Linked DNA regions of Homo sapiens: region 1 is linked to region 2. A link is a contact called in ENCODE Hi-C or POLR2A ChIA-PET data. All regions are on one chromosome and are shown on one strand. The core of a region is the stretch at or near the end of the contact, and the rest is flanking DNA. Distances in the headings are between cores, read along the strand shown. Region 1 holds the start of OLA1 (Obg like ATPase 1). Region 2 holds the start of HAT1 (histone acetyltransferase 1).

Region 1 (3,079 bases), core at 258-2,757, 2.3 Mb before region 2:
TAAGGTCTTGCTCTACACCCAGGCTAGAGTGCTGCGGCAGTGATCATAGCTCACTGCAACCTTGAGCTCTCAGGCTCAAGCCATCCTCTCACCTCAGCCTCCTGAGTAGCTGGGACTACAGGTATGTGCCACTACACCCAGCTAATTTTTGTTTTTTGGTAGAGATGGGGTCTCACCACGTTGTCCAGGCTGTTCTCCAACTCCTAGGCTCAACTGATCCCCCTATCTTGGCCTCCCAAAGTGCTGGGATTACGGCCAGATTTTCAGTTAGATTGTGGTTTGAAATATGCTGCTGCCATTTACTAGTTGTGTGACTTCATCCAAATTAATCAACCTTTCTGATATTGTTTCCTCACTTGTAAAATGGGGATGGCGACCTATTTACATCCTTTAATATTAATAGCAACTAATCCCTTTAAAAGGAGCTTCTAGTGTCACAATTTTTGGACAGGTATCATATTCATTACAACAAATACCTGAATGACATCTGAAGGCCAGGACCTAAATGAAAGAATTCCTTCTCCAGTGGCGCTCATGGTATTGATATGATGTGGGTGAGATGGGATGAAATCCTAATATTAACAACAGCGACTACTCACAAGCCTTTTCTGTATGTGCTGAGTACTGTTGTTATGAGCTCAACACGCATTGTCTCATTTTATTCTCACACGAATAACCTCATAAGGTGGTTTTAATAGCCTCATTTTATCCAGAACGAAATTGAAGTCCAGAGAAGTTAATTTGTCTAGGGTCATACAGTCAATGAGTGGCGAAATCCAGATTGGAAATTCCCAAATTTCAAAGGCCCCTGCTCTCAACTACCAAGAGGAAAAGGGGGGAAATTGGCTCAATTAAACGCATTCTGTGATCCAGTACCTGTGTGCGACGCTTTAACTATAAGGCGAGGAAGAAATCCCTAGACCAAAGTTTCCCTTAGCCCCTTTTCCTTCAAGAACTTTTAGTTAACAGCTTCTCTCCGCACAGACTGAGCGAATAAAGTTATAGAAAAGGGAGATGGGCTAGCGGCCACGCGGTCCTCGGGGCTGGTGTGGCTGTTTGCCTGACTTCAGACGCCCCGGATCTCCCGGAGGGAAGTCAGGGCCCAAGGCACTCCGCAGTCCAGCTGGGAAAGCTTGGGGCTGTAGGCCCGCGAGTGAACGTGAGCAGGTAACCCAGGCCGCGCAGCCAGACGGAAGCGGAGACCTAGAACCGAGAAGCCCACGTGCCGAAGCGGAAGACTAGAGCTCCCGGGAACGGCCTAGCCAGCGCCTTCCCCTCTCCAGCTCCCTGCCGCCGCGCGGCTCCTCCCACCCTGGGCTCCTCCCGCCCTACTCCCGCCTCCCCGGCCGGTTAGGCCAATGGGCGGGACGCGCGGGCAAGGCGGGGAGGGGCGGGGCCCATGGTCTGCGCGCAGGTGCCGCTCGGCGCCCGGCCCGCCCGTTCCGCCGCTGTCGCCGCCGTCGTGCGTGCCGCTCGGCGGAGGGGACGGGCCTGCGTTCTCTCCTCCTTCCTCCCCGCCTCCAGCTGCCGGCAGGACCTTTCTCTCGCTGCCGCTGGGACCCCGTGTCATCGCCCAGGCCGAGCACGGTGAGGCCCTCAGGGAGCCCGGGGGCGCGATCTCCGCCAGGTCTTCGGCGCCTGGGCTCATTGCCCTGAGGCTGGCGCGGGGCCCGGGCCCAGTGGCCAAGATGGGGCCAGGGCAGCGGGTGGCTTGGGGATGTGTGGATGAATGAGGCGCTGTCGGACTAGGCCGCGCGTCGGGAGATCGGCCTACGCCTCACGCGGGAAAGCCCTGGGGAAAGCCTTCTCCCGACGCCAGGACGCCCGGTGGCCCAGTCCGGAGAGGAGGATGGGGGGTGGGGCCCACTTTGGGTGGGCTGCCGGCCACCTCTCTGTAGGCCAGAGGACCCGACAGGCGCTGTTCCTGTATCTGTTCTTTGGAGGCCTGGGAGTTGGCCAGGAACAGGTGTCAGGACGCTGAGAAGGGAAATTCCTGGCCCTCGGGGTCAGGGATCAGAGGCTGGAATACTACTGCAAGGGCAGGGCCCCAGCGTGGTCCTAGGAGGTACAACTCTCAGCCAGAAGACTGGGACAGTTTTAGTTCCCAGCTTCTGAGACGTGAGCTTAGCGGTCTTTGTGATTTCACTTTGCAGTCCAAGGGTGGGAGTAATTCTGCACGCATGATTTGGAGACAGAACTAGTAAGGGACAGAGAAAGTTTCGACTTGTAAATAAAAAGGTTCCGTCGATTAATTTACCATTAGAAATAGTAACCATAATGTAGATTTTGGAGGTTGCTTATGAGGACTGATGAGCCGTACCTTCAGTGCCAAAGGTGGGAGGGACTTGGTGGAAGGACCCCAGTACCTGGTGGGTGTTCATCTATGTGAAAAATGGGGGTTGTGGGCGAATGGGAAAGATAAGATTCCAGATTATAGAGGAATGGTTTGGTGTGAAGGGTGACTTGGCTGCTGGTGGTTCCACAATGGAATTTTCTTTGACTGTCTTCTGTGTACTTGCTTCCAAATGCTTTCTTTCATATAACCATATATCAGGTTAAGATATAAAGTGTTTTGTGAGCAGTCTGGATGGAAGATTGGTAGCTAAACTCTAAGTTTATCTTTGATTCCTGGTGCCACAAATATTTTATTTATTTATTTATTTATTTAAGACAGAGCCTAGCTTTGTCGCTCAGGCAGAGCCCAGTGGCGTGATCTTGGCGCACCGCAACCTTCGCCTCCCGAGTTCAAGCAGTTCTCGAGCCTCAGCCTCCCGAGTAGCTGGAATTACAGGCTGCGCGCCTGATGGCCGGCTAATTTTTTTGTATTTGTTTTTCTTTTTAGTAGAGACGGGGTTTCTCCGTGTTGGCCAGGCTGGTCTCGACTCCTGGTCTCAAGCAGTCTGCCCACCTCGGCCTCCCCCTCCCAAAGTGCTGGGATTACAGGCCTGAGCCACCGTGCCCGGCCCAACAAATATTGATTTTAGATCAGTCTTTCTGGGACTTCTCAGCAATGACTCTTTTGACAACGGATATGTTTACAGAACTTTTTAAACATTTTTGCTGAAAAAAAAGTGGATTT
Region 2 (2,828 bases), core at 234-2,733:
GAATGTAAGCAACAAAATTTAACCTGTGAAATCATATATTAGCTCAATCTGCACAATTCTATAAGTAGGTATTACATCAACCCCATTTTACATTCAAAAGTTCAGGCTTAGAAAGAGGTTTAGTTGAAGGGCATCCAACTACTAAATGATGGGCCCAAAATTCGAATTTAGATGTAATTCTTAGAGTACGTCCTCCCTCTTCTGTGGTACTTCAAGATCCTACAATCTCCATCTGGTAGAAAAGTCCTTCTTTAAACATCTGTAGAGCTCACACAACAGCTTGTCTATCCCACATATTCATAAAAATGGAATGGTTAATGTAGAGAGACTATGAGGAATGCCCTGTAAAGAGATGATAAAAGCAACAAAGGCCAGCGAAGTGGCTCAATCCTGTCATTCCAACACTTTGGGAAGCTGAGGCGAGAGGATGGCTTGAGGCCAAGAGTTCCAGACCGGCCTGAGGCAATACAGCCAGACTCTGTCTCTAAAAGGTTAAAAAAAATTGTTTTTTTTTAGCCGAATGTTGTGGCGCATGCCTGTAGTCCTAGCTACTCGGGAGGCTGAGGCAAGAGGATCGCTTGAGCCTACGAGGAGTTGGAAGCTGCCCGGAACTATGATCGCTGCACTCCAGCCTGGGCGACAGAGAGACCCTGTCTCAGGAAAAAGAAACTGTCCATAACTTCAAAAGATAAGTAATCGAAAAAAATAATCACACCAAAACAGCCTTAATACACGTACAAAGTAATAGCAATTATACATTATTAAATGTTGTAACTTGAAGGGTCTCTAGAATGTACACAAGAGAATTGTATTATAGTAGTCCAACCCTAAAAGAGAAGGGAGCAGTTCAGGAACAAAGTCTTTCTCAAAGGGCATCTAAATACGATCCTCGGAATACTAAAGTGTGACAGATTAACGAGACGACTACGAAGTCAGTCGAGATCCAAGTGGGAGCGCCAGAGCAGGGCAAGGCAGCAATGCGCTAGCTCAGAAGTTGACTGTAGTGGAAGGTAGACGGAGACCTGGAAGAGGAGGAGGATCTGAGCATTAAAATCAGCTGGCGGGAACAGGACCAGATGTACAAGAGCTGAAGCAAGCAGCAGTGGACAAAAGGAATGGGAAGAGAAACAGGCCCCAAGGCATGTGGCATTTTACGAGCCCAAATCATGACGCTTTTCCCTGGCGTCTTCGGCCCTCGGTAGGGGCCGGATTGCTGGCAGAAGGCGCAGAACCCCAAGCAGTTGGGGGCGGGGGCGCGGACCGCCGCCAACAAGGAGCTGCTGGGCTGAGAGTTCCGCGCTTCCGGTCCCAAGCAGGCCTTCTGGAACCCAGGCTACAGCCCGAAAGTTCTAGGCGGGCATTGTCACCACCGTCTCGGCGTTCTATCCCCGATCTGGCCGCCTCCTCCCCTTGGTAAACTTTTCCCGGTAACTTACCCGCCATTTCCGAGCTACGATCACCCGCGGCTGAGGAAGGACGAATCAACCCGCGCGCTCCCGGGCCGGAAGTGACCGCACAGTCTGACATATTTTCCCCGCCCACTCCCAGCGTGACGTTAGCCAATTAAAGGAGGCGTGTCCAGGAGCCCGGCGGCGGAAGCGCCTCAAGAGGCGGGGCTAACGCCGAGAAGTCTGCGCGGGCCGTTGCCTAGCCACTGCGAATGCCGTCAGCCGCTTTGCAGGCCTGAAGTGGAGAAGGAGGCCGCAAACGGACTTTCGCGGTTGAGATGCTCTCTGGCCCTAGGAAAGTTTCTCTGGGGTTGATTTGATCAATACAGACACTTTACGCCTGTTTTCCATACCCGTCCCTGAGATGTTTTGGAGACTGGCTGAAAATCTTTCCTCTTGGCCTGGACAGTGCATCCAAACACCTGAGCCCTGTGGGCAATTTTACCATTTTACCTAGGTAAAATGTAGAGGTTGAGTTTCAGTTGCGGGAGAAGCTTTCACTTGTTTTCCTCATTTGTTTCTCATTTTGCTGTAAACTTTAACACCTTTTTTCCTTTCTCCCCTGTTTTTAACGTATACAGTATGATATTTAGGTACTCTGCTTTCACTCTGCAGGTTACTAAGAACCGTTTAGCGCGCAAAAATCGTTACCTAGGCCGGGCGCGGTGGCTCACGCCTATAATCCCAGCACTTTGGGAGGCCGAGGCGGGTAGATTGCCTGAGCTCAGGAGTTCGAGACCAGTGTAGCCAACATAGTGAAACCCCGTCTCTACTAAAAATACAAAAATTAGCCAGGCATGGTGGCAGGCGCCTGTAATCCCAGCTACTCGGGAGGCTGAGGCAGGAGAATCGCTTGAACCCTGGAGGCGAAAGTTGCAGTGAGCCGAGATTGCGCCACTACACTCCAGCCTGGGCAACAGAGTGAGACTCCGTCTCAAAAAAAAAAAAAAATTGTTACCTAATAAATACCTCAAGTAGCCTGATGTAGTCTTGCATGCCACATGTCCTAGTGGTTTGAATTACATCACAAGGTGCTACCTGATTTTAGCCATAGGCCTTGTTAGTATTTAGTAGCTGTAGGAACTGCTTTCCCCAGAGGATAAACCACTATTTAGGTATCCACAAATATTCCCACAATGTTGGCTATACACCAGAATTCCTTATCTCAACAAATATTTGTTAACAGGTTTTACAGTGATGCACGCTAAAGCTAAAATGGACCCTTGGGATGATGGTCTAGAACTAACACGCCCTCTCATTTTAGAGATGAGGAAACCAAAGCCCAGAAAAGATAAACTGCCCAAGTTCATTCTCAGTATGCAACCTATGCAGAGTGCAGTTCATCAGATACTCAGCCCAGTATTTATTTGCTCAACTATA

What was found. Hi-C counts contacts between places; a loop is a spot of excess contacts on that map. ChIA-PET counts read pairs that join two places held with the same protein, here RNA polymerase II (POLR2A). Pooled maps may share reads with other maps.
Region 1: a map of B cell shows a loop between it and region 2 (14-fold over the local background). The contact joins the promoter of OLA1 here to the promoter of HAT1 in region 2. A Hi-C loop is called at or near these places in 1 of 168 maps with a recorded cell type or tissue (B cell) and 9 of 50 pooled maps. POLR2A ChIA-PET finds 5 or more read pairs at or near these places in 1 of 52 experiments (T-cell).

Annotation. Positions count from the first base shown.
Region 1 is chr2:174,246,960-174,250,038 of GRCh38, reverse strand. It overlaps OLA1 (Obg like ATPase 1), which reads left to right and starts at 1,507. Exons shown (of 11, transcript NM_013341.5): 1 at 1,507-1,587. RefSeq lists a silencer at 1,202-1,721.
Region 2 is chr2:171,921,116-171,923,943 of GRCh38, reverse strand. HAT1 (histone acetyltransferase 1) reads right to left here and starts at 1,483. Exons shown (of 11, transcript NM_003642.4): 1 at 1,437-1,483. The coding sequence starts at 1,443. LOC105373740 (a long non-coding RNA gene) reads left to right here and starts at 1,555. Exons shown (of 3, transcript XR_923579.2): 1 at 1,555-1,905; 2 at 2,713-2,828. RefSeq lists enhancers at 1,209-1,258, 1,399-2,047.